2 separate regions of the Homo sapiens genome follow, and region 2 is linked to region 1. A link is a loop called in an ENCODE intact Hi-C map of the cell type or tissue named here. Cell type or tissue: Calu3. All regions are shown on one strand. Each heading gives the region's core, and the rest is flanking DNA. Links, peaks and the distances in the headings are about the cores only. Region 1 overlaps SLC9A4 (solute carrier family 9 member A4). Region 2 has its middle 32 kb from the start of SLC9A2.

The links. A loop is a pair of places that touch in the nucleus more often than their neighbours do. Peaks named below come from ENCODE experiments on the same cell type or tissue, not always from the same donor. Only the 100,000 strongest peaks of a DNase experiment are listed, where the experiment ranks them.
Region 2: it touches region 1 in a loop (5-fold over the local background); 8 of 110 quality-filtered maps call a loop at or near these places.

The regions. Positions count from the first base shown.
Region 1 is chr2:102,518,727-102,521,226 of GRCh38, reverse strand. It overlaps SLC9A4 (solute carrier family 9 member A4), which reads right to left. Exons shown (of 12, transcript NM_001011552.4): 9 at 1,272-1,368. Among named protein-coding and RNA genes, the nearest start is that of SLC9A4, 47 kb to the right of the region's middle. In Calu3, for the core only: no CTCF peak of the experiment used is centred there; a DNase peak (open chromatin) is centred at 1,016.
Region 2 is chr2:102,581,421-102,594,396 of GRCh38, reverse strand. No RefSeq gene overlaps it. Among named protein-coding and RNA genes, the nearest start is that of SLC9A2, 32 kb to the left of the region's middle. In Calu3, for the core only: no CTCF peak of the experiment used is centred there; no DNase peak of the experiment used is centred there.

The sequences.
Region 1 (2,500 bases), core at 1-2,500:
ATCTCCATCTCCGTTTCTAGACCTTTCCCTAAACTTGGCCTTCATCCACATAGGGAAAAGGCTGAGTACCAGGTACCCTATGGGTTCTGGCTCTCACTAAGCTAGCCACATTTTTCAAACCAGGAAGTTGTTATCTATTATTTATCTAAGGCAGGATGTGATAGTCTTACTGAAACAGTTTCACTTGGAATGATTTGAAAGCCATGGAATTTACTCTAAGCGCACTACCATTAGTGCTGACCTGTATTCCTCCAGCTGGTGCAGAGCCTTTCACTGACACATTCCTCTTAATCATTGACCTTTGAGTTGAAACAGGAGACCAGAAAACAATCACTTTCATTGGATTATATAAGTCCAGAGTCATGAAAAGAGCACTGGGTGGGTGGGTAGAAAACCTGTGTTCTTAACCTGGATTTGTTTTGTAACCTTGAACAAGTCAGATAACCAACTCCACTGACCTCAGCATCTTCTCTTTGAAAATGGGGAGCTTTGCCTAGGTGATTTTGTTTTAGTTTCATTAAGACTATGATCAACGACACAGTCACAAAACCAAAGGCCCTCAAAATGAATTCATTTCCAATCACACCCAAGTATTAGGATTAAAATGGATGATCAAATCCTCAAACTTGAAAAAACTTGTCATTATATGACTTCGTTAGATGACTAATTAAATGGAATATTATTTAACTAAGTCAAAGTTTCAGAAAGATTCATCCAGTGTCCTCAGAAATCTTCTTAGTATGCACTTTGGACCAGGTCCCAAGGACTAGTAGAGATTTCATACCTAGTTCCAAAATTGAGAAATAAGATGTCTCCTTTTATTCAGGCATTTATTCATTATAAATTAGAGTTTCAATATTGTAACCTAAACTATCTCAACTTTCTCATCTTTACTATAGTCAATACAATTGGGACAACTGCACTGTGATCAGCATCCTGGTGCCATCTTTGTTCTGTGGTGTGGTGTGTGTGCTTCTCTACAGAGACCTGCTAGTTCTGGACAGCACCAGGCTGCAGGGCTAGGGCAGCCTGCCCCCTAGAGACGGTAACTAGATTTGCATTTCTTTTTATGTCACAGGTACCAATTTTGCAGCAGAAACATGACAATTAACTTTCTATTCTCCAAACTAAGCAGAGAGAAAATATTCAGCAAGTTACCACCTTACAGAGGGTGACGTGAACATCAGGAGACTTGAACATCAACAGACTCCCCCTTCAGAGACTGTTTTCAAGGACAGAAAATGGGGACAACACAGGTGGCTCATACACACCCTTTGCCGAACTTGGTACATGTTGGATGTCAGAATGTCCCTTATGGACTCCACATCTTCAGGGGAAAGTCTTTTGATTCCTTGTATCCTCTGGGCCCTGGAATCATTATTGGAGAAGAGACAAACATTATTCTTTCATTTGGCAAGAGGTGCCACAAAACTATCAGTGGGCCTTGCTCTGTACTGAGGGGAATCCTAAGTTCCAGAATCCTACATATAATTTTTCCTATTGTTCTAGTAAGTTGGTTTGATGTCAAAACACATGTCTTGACTTCAGGTTTTGAAAATACTGTTCCCTTGGCTATAGCTTATATATGGTAATTATTCCAACCCATTTTTTTAAAAAGGTCTAAAGTGGTAACAAGTTATTTTTTTCCTCCAAATCTGTTATAGACTGAAATGTTTGTACAACACAATAAAAATCAATTGTTAGAAAATGATACCATACCATGCAATCCAAATATTTTACCGTTAAATGCAACAGAAAAAAAATGATTCATTCAAAGACAAACTCTTTGCTAGTTTTGTACTTACCTATCTCATTGAGGACAGGTGACAAGCAATTCACAGATTAATACCATCTACACACCACATTTTGATTAGCATTTATCTAATAGAATATTAGTTTCATGAGTACATTTATATTGGAATTGTATCTGTAGGGATTTTATCTTTGGTTAAGAAATAATTGAAGAAACCAGAATCACATTTTACAAGGGCAATTAGACCATTTATACCATGAAAGCCAGCCCAGCTCTAAGATATTATACACTGTGACCCCTTCCCACCTCTGAAAGGGATTAAAAAACGGGTTATGCCTGTGCCCAGGTTAGTAGTCAATGCACAATTGTCCTCTGGGGATTATAAAGTCCTGACATTGCTGGGGGAAGAATGATCATGTGACAAATGTATTTGATTACAATCTAGTGGCAGTAATTTTAAAAAACTTTGTATTACATGAATAATATATATTCCATGTGGAACATAAGAACAAAAAGGAGAGAACTAAAAATAATTAACTCCCTTTTTAATACTATCACCTTCCTTAACATCTTGATATAAACCTTAATGGGTTTGTTTGTTTGTTTGTTTGTTTCTAGCCTCAGCTCTTTTGAATTTTGAACGCATAAGGGCACTGAAGCCTTTGATATCTGCTTGCATATGCTCTTAAGATAATTGGCCACAGACATGAGTATTTATTAGTTTTAATACAGGCCACCTTTTAAGTA
Region 2 (12,976 bases), core at 4,188-6,687, 69 kb before region 1:
TAAGCATGCACATAGGTACCATGGTTATGCATATTCTTAACCTCTTTACTGGCTGCATTTTATGGCCCCATCTTTGGTTTCCTTCCTTCTACTTTATTATTGTTATCTTCTTGGGTTTTGTATCATTTTTAGCACTCTTCAAAAGTTTTGGGGACAGGGTGTGTAAAGAAAAATAAACAGACTAAACCTGGAGTCTTATAAAAATAGTTGGATAATTTGATATGGAACTCTTTGTTTTGAATTCCATCTAACATGGACTGATGGCTAAAGGTTCATTTATTGCTATTTGGAGGCCTACAACACAGGCCCACCGTGAAAGTGGTCACAGGACCAAAGCCCCAAAGATGGCAATGAAGTGAGGATCCAGTGTGTTTTTATTCTTCATTCAGAGGAGATGATGGTTTAATGATTTAACTGGCATGTTATATACTCCTTTCTTTCTTACCACCTCTAAAATCATCATTGTTTTGTTCAGGTAACATTTGTATCAATAGGACATTTCTATTCAAATACATACCTCACCTGCTTTTTTTTTCTTTAAACTCTAAGTTATCAGTTGTATGCCGATAAGCAGTTTTCTACCTTCTGATTAGATGGGGAAGTAGGCTCACAGTCCATATGGGATGTTGTATATATAGTCCCATCTGAAGCTTGAGTTAATTAGGCAGAAAGTTAACTGATTCAGTCGGTGCAAAGGTCTCGAAACTGGAACACCCAGTTTAGTGATAGAGTCTCAAAGTTAACTCTTAGCTGGCTGGTCCCCTATATTATCAGTGCTTATTATTTGGTGGCAATATTCCTGTTTTTACTTCTTTCATAGGATCAAGTATTCTTGCACTTAATTTCTTAAGTAGTTATCAAAGTCTGCCTCTTTTATTGTCTCTTCCCCCGAAATTTTACACCAAGTACTAGGAGTATGAGAGGAGACAGGGAACTGGAGAGATAGGTACCAGCTCAATGGCTCCATGTATCAGTACGCAAACAATAAGTATGAATAAAAATAAAAAGCAAGAACAGTTTTTAAAAACCTACCCTAAAGCACCATGATTTTTTCTTTTAAAATGGAGTGCAGTTTTTTTAGATATCTTAATTAGAACACCTTGAGTAATTTATTAAAAAAAAATCAATTCACCTTGGCCAGGTACAGTGGCTCACACCTGTAACTCCAGCACTTTGGGAGGCCCAGGCAGGAGGATTGCTTGAGACCAGGAATTGAAGACCAGCCTGAGCAACATGGCAAAACTCAGGCTCTACAAAAAGTGAAAATCAATGCACGGTATGAAATATTTAAGTTTTTAATGATGACAAGCTAGTAAAATTATTTAAAAGAGCAAATTGAAGCTTGGGCCCCTGGCATATGACCATGGGGAGAAAGAATCATACAAGCTGTTAAGAAAAATGCTGAGCTGGCCTACTTGCTGGGAAGACCAATGGTGCTATTGCTCTCTCCATATGCTGTGAACACATTCGCATTTCATATCATTTTCTCTTCAGTTCTGAGACTGGGCACAGTTCGCATTTCAACCTCAACTTGACTGTCATTGAAATAACTCCTTTCTTTCAGGAGTTTCTCTCTGCACTTCCTGGTTTCATCAACAGAGGTCACTGTGGCACTACTACTACTAACAGCCTATCCAGCCAGCAAAACAATAAAGAAAAATTCATTCATTCAGTCAATAACCATTTACTGAATGTTATCAGACACTACTGCCAGGCATTGGGGATAAGAAAGTGTATAAAGGAGGCAGTCTAGGCATCAATGAAAAGGAGTATAAAACAAGGATAGAGTTAAACATGCTAAAACAATAAATACGGATCAGATTGTTGGCAAAAGTATCTAAATATCCTATTTAGATTTGGCATGCTGATATGCACAAATAGAATTTAGCAGCATTTATGTAAAGTATCAAGCATGAACTATTTTTCTCCCCTAAATCTGATTAACTTGCATCATTTGAATCTATTCTATATTTCTAGATATTTTGCAGGCATTTCTTCAAACAAACAAATAGACAAGAACATCCTCATGAATCTTTTCCTTTGAGAAATAAACTAATATGTGTTATCATTCATCTTTCATCATTGCAACTACCTGCAGCAGGTAGTAGTCAAACCCTATCCATTATCTTCCCCTAGAGCAGTGAGTGTTTCTCAACCTAGCTTAGGAGGTCTTTTACAAATCCCCATGCCTAGGCTTTATGCCAGGCCGATTACATCAGAGTCCTGAAGGAAGTGGGGGTACAGGTAGCCATCAATATCTTCTAAAGCTCCCACAAGAGTCCAATATGCAGCTAAGATACAGCGCCATTGCTCTAGCATGTCTTCAGCTGTGGTCATCAACTTAGGCTCCAAAACTGATATTTTATGAATGATTGGAAAGTGCCTGACAAATAAAAGGTCATTTTGCTCTTTAAAAAAATTGCATGGACTGAAAGCAGGGCTGCTACTGCAGTTGGATTTGAGGAAATGGTGTAGTTGCAGGAGCTTGTACCCTTTTGAAGGCTGCCAACAATTATCTGTGGGTCATGTGAAATGAGTTTTATGTCAACAGAGTTGAAGCTGTTTTCTCTGAGTGGTTAACTACTTTTGCCTGGTTAAATAAGCAAACAAAAGTGAAATAGGGAAAAGAGCAGAGTTTGATTAGCCTTGTGTTCACCTGAGATAAGTGGCCTCCCTTTCTCTTAGGTTTAGTCTAGAACAGAAACTACCTCTCCGGCCTCCCCGGCCCTGGATTGTAATTGATAGCAGGTGCTGATTGATACAGGGACATTAATATCCACCATATTCACTGGTTCTCATCACAACGAGTATAGGTCCATGATTTGAGTTTTACAACTTCCTTCTTAAATGAAATGGCTACTCTTTTAATTGACATGAGCTTTAAGCTAGGTAAACAGTAGCTGCATGATGAGAATTGGTATAATTTAAAATATTCTTATAAAAACTTAGTTTATTGAAATCTGGTGATTATTTTTAATGACCCAAAATTGCTAAATTAGTTGACTACATTATGGACAAAGTATATAAAAAAGATAATTTACCTAAAAGAAAATAAAAATGTATAAGCAAGATGAAAATTGTTCATTTATAGTGAAAGGTTGCAAATGAAAGCAAAAATAAATGTTATTTCCTCTACTAAATTATTTTAAAAAGTATATCATGGTGCCTAATATTGGGAAATATAAAAATGAAACTAGTAAATCTACCCATTGCTGAGAAGCACATAAACTGGCAGATAATGTTTGAAAAATAATTTGACAACAGTTATAAGAGCTTTAAAACATTCAAACTCTAAGTAATAGCAACCTAGCACTATTAATATAATACTCAGTGTTGTTAATATTAATATTATAGGCTATAAGAGGAAAACATATTTTAAAAAATTATAGGACAATTTGTAAGTCAAGAAAAATTCCAGAGTGTAATATCCTTTTTAAAAATTAAAATCAGAAAATAGAACAAGAACATAGATTTATTTGAATATACATTATTTTCCAAATACTTTTGAATTCAATTATTTGGAACATAATTGAATCTAAATGTCTCACAATACATTATGCAATTATATCTACATATAAGATATTATTCAGGTATGTTGAATATGCCAAAAATATTAGTTTAATAATTTAAAATTATCAGTGAAGCAACATAGAAAAGGTTTATGCCATACATGTGATCAAGAATGAGTCCATTCAAAGCTCAGGAATAAAATCATGAGTTCCTTAAGACCTCAGGAAAGATAAAAAAAAAAAAAGTCAAGCAACGTGCAATCTTTGCTATAATAGAGGTTTATCTAATTATTGTGTGACGTAAGGTGGAGAGACAATATTGGGTATTTAGTCAGCTTTTGAAGTGAAGGAGGAACCACCTGAAACAAAATTTGGGAGGACAATATCAGCAGGCAGATATTTGTGTACAGTTGGTTAACCAGCTATAGAAAGCAGACTAATCAAAGAGAGAAATATGTGTTTGCAGAAGGCATGCTGGGGAAGTGAAAATAAATTATTTTGTTGATAAAATTATACACTCTTATCCAGCAATTCATCCATTCGTTCAATCCATCAGTCAGGATCTACTCAGCAGCTACTTTGACTACACACTTCTGGGTGTGCAATTTAGTGGCGAATAAGATCCTGTCTCTGTACTCAAGGGGCTCAAAATCCAAAGCATAAGACAGAAAAGGAGTTAAGTGTTGAATTGACGAAAGTGCTATGCAGAGAATTCATATGGGGTGGTGATGCTCCCAAACATTCATTATTGGATTTCATGACAATAGTAACCTATGAAGTAGAAATTCTGTGTTGGGACCCTTTAAATTAGTTTGGTGAGGGAGTAACAATCATGACATCAACACCCAAACCAAAAATGCACTCCTGAAATAAATTTTCCAACAGAAGAATAAGGACTAGCAGGAGGAGGAAATCACAACTTTACCAAAGAAGCGGAAACCATAGTTTTTCACTCATCAGACTTTGTTCTCCTCCAATTTTTGTCCTTTAAGATTCTGCCTGGACTTTGAGATTTAGTATAAAATCCACCTTCCCTATTCAAGATAAGACATTTCATTTAATGAAGAAATATGTGCTTGGTACCTACTACGTGTTAAGCACACTGTTAGGGCCTGGGGACACAGACGATTCTTGCTCTCTGTCCTCAAAGAGCATTGACTGTAGAGGAGGTGGCCAAAAACTATGTGATCAAAGCTGATAGTCTTGTACTTCAAAACCAAATTGGGCAATCAAGGCCAGCTTCCTGAGAGAGGTGTGATTTGAGTAAGGTTTTGAGGCGTGAATAAGAGTTCAAAAGTTAAAAGAAAGGTGTGTGGAGTGGTAAAAAAAAATTCAAAAGGAAAAGCACAATGATAACAAAGATCTCATTATTCATTATGCTGTTATACTGGATGTCATGCATTTTACATACATTAATCAAATCTTAACATCGAATCTTAGCCTTATGAAGTAGGTGTGACTCCTGTCATCATCATATGTATTTTATAGTGAACTGAGGCACAAAACTGTTCAAAATGTGGCTCTGGAGGCTAATTTTTATCACTGGAAGCTAACAAGAATATTGACCTCTCCTGGTGTTGGGCTCCTCTCTCAAACTACAGCTCATTCTATTGGCTGTGCTGTGTTGTGTTATTTTCTGTTCATGGATGTATTTTATCTCTCAACTGTACTGGAAATTTCCAGAGAGCCCCACACTGTGCTTCTTCTATGATGCATGCTGCTTTACAGATGTGCTGAGGCTTTGTGTTACCAGCCACTTCAAGAGGAAAAGTCTGGTTTTAGCAAATCAGCAATTAAAAACCAAAAAAAAAACACAACCCTTTGCAAGACATAATCCTGGTCTCTTTCAAATGTTAGAGATGAGTCTGAATACATTTATTTTTTCTTAATTATTTCATCATGTGTGCAACATACATTAAAGTCTCAAGAATATTCTTAAAATCTTTTAGGTGATTTATTGCTAGTAATAAGTTGCCTATATTTAATCCATAATTTGTTGGGCAATGTATTGCTTTTATCTTCCCAAAACTATCTCTTCCAATCTGGAATAGGTCTTTTGAGTTTTTTAAGAAGAGAAGGCCAGGCTGGTTTTGCTCTTACCTACGTGTTTGCAATGTCTCTGGAGTGAGGTGCCAGCACTTCATGATCTCCACGGCACCACCTGGTTCTACTGGTCGGTCTCCGTGGTTTTACCTCTAGGGAATTTTCAACTTTCCAGATATACAGATTCTAACCTATTTATTCTACCTCCTATGAAACCTTCTATAACACTTTAATCATACCATTGCTTTTTTAGATGTGCCTTTTTTTGTGTGAAGTGTGATAATCAAATCCACATGACAGTTTCAGATGGATCATTTTCTTAAGGGTATAAAGCTTATTCTGGGAGCATTGAAGCCTCAGCAAGGGAGAATTTGTTTCCCATGTGATTAGCACCTGCCCAAAGGACATAAATCATAACCAGGGATTAAATTAGACACCAAGGAAACAAGCACAACAGGGCTTAGCTCCTCGGGGAGGAAGCAGGGCAGGCAAGGGGAGAAACAGAGGCTGGGTCACGCAGCGCAGGTCCGGCCCAGAAAAAGAGCCTTTACACTAGAATTGGTTACAGAGTGCTGCAGTCTAAATGAAACACTCTGGTTTACCCAAGATCAAACACTTGATGTAGTTCTCAAAAATGTAGATTCCTGGGCTCCAGCACAGATCAACTAGATCACTTGAAGGAGAAAGGCGGAAGGGTGTATAGACATCTGAGCTTTTAAATTCCCCAGGTGATCCTTTTTAATTTTTTTTAATTTTTATTTTTTGTGGTTACATAGTGTATATATTTGTGGGTTACATGAGATATTTTGATACAGATGTGCAATGTGTCATAATCATATCAAGGTTAATGGAGTAGCTATCACCTCCAGCACTTATCCTTTGTGTTACAAACAATCCAGCTATACTTATTTATTTATGTATTTATTTATGTATTTATTTTGAAACAGAATCTCATTCCGTCACCCGGGTTGGAGTGCAGTGGCATGATCTCGGCTCACTGTAGCCTCCACCTCCCAGGTTCAAGTGATACTGCTGCTTCAGCCTCCTGAATAGCTAGGATTACAGGCATGTGCCACTACACCCAGCTAATTTTTGCATTTCTAGTAGAGATGGGATTTCGCCACGTTGGCCAGGCTGGTCTCGAACTCCTGGACTCAAGTGAACCGCCTGCCTCGGCCTCCCAAAGTATTGGAATTACAGGCATGAGCCACTGCGCCCGGCCCTTTTTAGCTTTTTTAAATGTACAATTTAATTATTACTGATTAAAGTCACCCTGTTGTGCTATCAAATACTCGATCGTATTCTTTCCATTGTTTTTGTATCCATTAACCATCGCTACTTCCCCCTCTCCCTCACTATCCTTCCCAGACTCTGGTAACCATCATTCTACTCTCTCCCCAGGTGAGTGATTCTTCTACCCACAATGAAGGTTGAGAATCATTAAGATAAAATGTTAGTGTAACAAGTAAGTATTATTTTAAGTGTGATTACCCTTAATCCCGAGAAAATATTTCATATGTCCAAATGTCCAGAAAAAAACTTTTTAAATCTTTCTACTTGTCCAATTGCTTCAATTGAAAGCCTCGAAAAAAAAGCAATTTAAAATCATGTGGCAAATCTAAGATGGCATAATCTCATATTTCTTTCAACTTTGGTTAAAGATACATTCTAGACTGTTGAGAGAATGCTTTCTAGTGTTTAGTTTGGACTTAAAGTAACCACTCTGAGTTAGTTCAAGTTCAGCCAAAATACTAGTTTAGACCAATTTTTGTTTTAGTTTGAATTTGTATGCTAATCTGTGCATTTCCTTTTAGGAAGGCTGTCCTTAGTATGAGAGGGAAGTCCCTCTTTCCCCAAAAAACCCTTTTAAGCCACTTTCCTGCCTGAAATTCACTTTTCTCAAACTTGGCTCAGATGCTGGTGTTCTGAGACATCTAACATACCAAAATGGAACGTGCTTGTTCTGAATTTTCCTACGAACATATTTTGATAAGCGGAGGTTGGTGTTGAGGCCTGGAGGTGGGCAGGGGCAAGCAGAGGAACAACAGGCCAGATCCTTTCGATGACCTTGGCCACTTCGTTATTTCCGCAGGACCAGCTCTGATGTTTTACCACTGCATTTCCCCAAACGAAAGAGAATAGCCATTTGAAGATAATGGCTGGGCACTCCCAAAATCGTAGCTGCTGGAGCTAAAGAAATCACTCACTCAAAACCTAGCTGTTTGTCTAAAAGGAACAGAGGCAAAGTTGTTGCAATGTACCCAGATAATAGATCAAACCAGGGAAAAATGATTAGTCCATAAAAGGCTTTTGGCCCTGACTGTATTTGCTATAGAGAAAAGAAAGGAGTTCTATTTCAGCTACCCTGTACCTCCTTCCTGAGCTAATTAAGGGTCACTCCGGGATCTTCAGAGTTTTCTTTGGTGGCTTCAGAGGAGAAAGATAGGAGGTGGCTTTGAACAAACAGGAACCTCACCCAGAAAGTCAATCTCATATTTCAACCTCAGTTCTTTTGCCAGCTAAAGCACCCGCATAGAGCTGGGAGTGGTCCATTGTGCCAGGGAATTCACCCTTAGGGAAAGACAAAACCTCAACAAGCAAAGACTAACAAAAGAATCTCAGAAACAAGGAGTCACACTGGCTTTCAGGGAGAAACACGCTCTGACTCCTCATTCCTTATCATTGAAGATAATAAGACCAAACATCAGGAGCTGGATCCAAAGGTGGACGGGTACAGTGTGTACTTAGGGATAAAACTTGGCCTTCCCCAGTTGTAGCCAGGGGTCGTCTGTAGTCTCTTGAAAAGCTTCTGATGACTTCCGAAGCCTTCCCTGCCTCTCTCCTAGCTTCCCTGTCTCTCTCCAACCTCACAGTGCTCATCCATCTGGCAACTCTTTTCATGGTCTTTGGGTGTCACCTAGTGATTCTGTCCTGCCACCCCCAGGCCTGAAGGCATCTTCGAGGAGGTTTGAAAAAAAGCCAAATGGAAAGGCAAACAAGCAGAAAGCTTAGCAAAGAGATTAGTTCACATTAAATAATGTGTGTTTTGCAGGGCTGCCTTGTGCATGGGAAAGCATTGTGGAGGTTTACTTTGGTTTTTAAAAGTTAATCATAAATGTATTATTATTATTATCTAGCAAATTTTAACAATCACCTTTAAAAGGGCCTTTGGCTAATGTTCTATCTACTTTACAAACAGGAAAACTCCTCTTAACACCTCAAACCGATATTTTAAGGTTAATATACATACGTTTAGGTTAAAACCTCCATAATTAAAAAAAAAACTCTTAAAATTTTGATGAATCAAACTTATAATTATTCAGAAATTTGAATTATCTTAAGCTTTTCATTGATATTTTTAATTTTACTAAGATGTCTACTTAAAAATCATGAGTCTTTCAATTGCTTAAAAATATACTTCAAATTGGAATTATGAGGCCAATCTGTTGTTTCTATCAAGTTAAAATTTTGAGTTATACATATATATGTAAAGAATCATGCACAGATTTCTTATTTCAAAGATATTAATACCATACATTTGATTCTCTCAAATATTTTCTATATTTAGTTTTAAGTCTTTCTGCCATTGAAAGATATTTTCCCATTAAGTAAACAATTATTGCATTCTACACCACTTGATGATTATTGTCCTGTGCAGTTTTAGGGGACAGCTTCTCAACTTGGCAAGTGTCTTAATAACCAGAGATTTCAGGCAGGACATGACTGATGTTTGGTTTGAGTCAAATGGGCTATATCGCACCTATTTGTGTTGGCTAAGTCAATTACTCCAATACTCATAGGAGGTCATCAGGTAGTCCAATCTCAGAATTAATTATACAATGACTAATTACATGGGAAAGACCTCCAGAAGTTATACAATAACCCAGAGGGTTAATTAGATTTTGCATTCCTTTGGTTCTTAAGATACATTTTTTTTTTCCATTTAACTCTAAAGAACTGTGGATCTGATATAATCCTCTACTCTGTTTCAAATATGTCATCTCTCTCACTGATATTAAATTATATCTGCTTAAATGTTGACTCTCCTCTTATGGCTTTATCTGAGTACTGGATCGCAGTTTTCACAGTCCTTCTGCTAACATTACCATTACATTGAGAATATGCTGCAAGGCCACCTAGACAGCTATCTGGGCCTGATTCATCCGAACATACGTGGGCAATAAGCTAGAGAAGTCCGTTGCTATAAGCTGAGCAAGTTCTCCATGCTACTTCAACTGGTCATTTCAGCCCTCATTCTTCCCCTGATATCCTTGCCATTGTTATTTTCCACAAGCCTTGTTATTGCCAGAAATGAATGCAGGGGACCATGTTAATCCGGAGCTCAAGAAACAGAAGAGCCACTTGTGAGGCTTCCCAGGGAGGATTTGCCACATTCTGAAGGGCCTGGTATATAATGGCAAGTGTTCCTTGGGGACAAGAATTTGCTGCCTGTACAACTCTACAGAGAAGTAGAGTTTGGAAGATGCCCAACAATAAGGCAGAACTGGAAGGTAACATGAGTTCCAGGTGCTGGAACTATAAAATGAAAGTGAACACTATCAATCAACCAACCAACAAAAATCCTAGCAAAAAATAAATAAAAATAAAACACTGGACATAATAGGAAGTGTCATATTATTTAAAAAAAAAACAACACAATTCAACTGTTATGTACAGGAGGAAATGACCCATTTTGACTAGAAGAATTAGGGACCAGCTTCATGAAAGAGATAGAAAAGTTATAGTAAACTTTGAGGTATAAATTAAATTTAGGTTGCTATAGCTAAGGGAAAGGTCACAACTTGAGCTCTGTGATGACAGATATATCCCACTGTTATGCCTCCTGCTGTATAAAATGCATATATATATAAACAGCCCTTCAGTGATCTGTGGGGCAGTATCAGGCAGTTTAACATTTATGTGATTAAAGTCACAGAAGAACAAGAAGAGAAAAAAAAATGCAGAAGAATATTTGAAGGAATAGCTAAAATTTTTCTTCAATTTGGGTAAAAACATCGAGATACAAATCCAAGAATCTCAGTGAAACTCAAGCAGGATAAAACAACAAGAGAAAGATAAGTGAACACACCATAGTAAACTGCTGAAAATTAATGGTAAAGATAAATTCTTAAGAGGAGGCAGAAAAAAAGACATTAAGTAGAGAGGAAAGCGTAAAATTATGGCTGAATTCTCATCAGAAACAATGGCAATCAGAAAACAGTTGAATTATGTTTTCAAAGTGCTGAAAAAAAGATGGCCAATCAAAAATTCTATGTCCAGTGAATGTATGAATTAATAGCACAAAAGATAGGAGAAGGGGTAAAATGAATTATACTGTTAAAACATACTGGTGTGTGTGTGTATGTGTATGTGTGTTCTTGTAATATTATATCAAGTCGAATTCCAAATTATGTTGGATTAACATTCAAGTAGAATTGAAGTTAATTCAAGTAGACTAAGATAAGGATACATATCATGATTCTCAGTGTAATCCCTTAAAAATAGGGAAATCCAATACAGGAGATAATATGCAGTGCTCAAATGTGCTCAAAAGTATGCAGCCCTAAAGAAGGCAAAAAGGGAAAAACAAAACAACATATCCATGAGACCAATAAAACATACACTTAAACTCATCCATAATTACATTAACAGTATATCAACTATACCCTTCCATTAAAAGCCAGAGATAATCACACAGGGCAAAAAGGAAAGAACCAACTATATGATATTCATGATTAATTTAAATATAAAGACAGAGAAAGTTTAAAAGTACAAGGATAAGTAAAAAGATATATGATGTCATCAGTAAGCATAAGAAAATTGCTTTAGCTATATTAATGTCAGAGAAAGTAGACTTCACGACAAAGAACATTAATAGAGATAACAATGGATATTTTATAATGATAAAAGGGTCAGTTCTTCAAGAAAACATAATAATCTGAAACGTGTATGTATTTAATAACAGACCTACAAAATAAATGAATAAAATTGGCAGAAATAAATAGAAAAATCTCTAATCATAATTTAAAATGTTAACATCCTTCAGTAATTGATAGAACAAGAAGACAAAAAAGATATAAAAAATTTGAACAACAATATCCAACATGAACTAATTGATATTTATAGAAGGAAACACCCAATAAATGCAAAATATGCATTATTTTCAAGTGAACATGGACATTGCACCAAGATTGATCATCTGATAAACCATTAAAAGAGCCTCAATAAATTATAAAATATTGAAATATTTAGAGTATGTTCTATGAAGTTAACAAAATTAAATAGAAATTAATGACAAAATATCTAGAAAATCTCTAAATATTTCAAAATAAAGTAACACATTCCTTAAAAAGATATAGTTCAAAGGAAAAATAACAAAGAAAATAGACAACATTTTGAACTGCATGATAATGGAAAATTTGTGGGATGTGGGTAAAACAGTCCTTAGAGGAAAATTAAGCGCTTGTATTAGAAAAGAAGACTAAAAGGTCTAAACTTTCATCTTAAGTTCTCAAATAGAAGCACAACTTAACCTTAAATTAAGGAAGGAAATAGTGGGAATAAAAGAAGAAATGAACTAAAAGAGAAAACATTCCAACAATAGGCAAAGTCAACAAAGCAAAAATTGGTTTTTTGAAGAGATTAATACAATTGAGAAACCCTTAGCAAGATTAATCAAGAAAAGAAAATGAAAGTGGAAGTGACATCATCAATGTAGCAGAACAGGAACTCCTAACTTTTCTTCCACCCACAGATACACCAAATACAAATCTATTCATGAATCAGTTCCCTCCAAGAGGAAGTCATAGACCAATTCAGAGACTCCTACCCACTAGGCAATTGAGAAAACATCCATATCAAATAGGTAGGAAAAGCCAAGGAAAACTTGGGTATGGACCCCACCCAGGCACTGCAGCATATAATTGGAAAAGGAATCCCGGTGGGGAAGAGGGTCTAGACCTCACGTGTAGGACCCTAACCCTATCCCATGGGTTGACTCTTAATTCACTAATTAAATTACTGGAGCACAGATTAGACAAAAGTGTTGTCTCTTTAAACCATAAGAAAAAAGTGGTGGTTTTATACAGATGTACAAACATTTCCAGTGAGTTTCTCCCTCTGGGAGTATGCAGAGAAGGTGCTTAAAGAAACACAGCTCTCTGCTTCTTTCTCCAAGGGGCTTAGAGAACACTCATCCAGTGTTTTTTGTTTTTTTGTTTTTGGTTTTTTCAGGCATAACTCACTTTTTTTTTTTAATTATACTTTAAGTTCTGGGGTACATGTGCACAACGTGCAGGTTTGTTACATATGTATAAATGTGCCATGTTGGTGTGTTGCACCCATTAACTCATCATTTACATTAGGTCAGGACATAGGCATGGGCAAGGACTTCATGACTAAAACACTGAAAGCAATGGCAACAA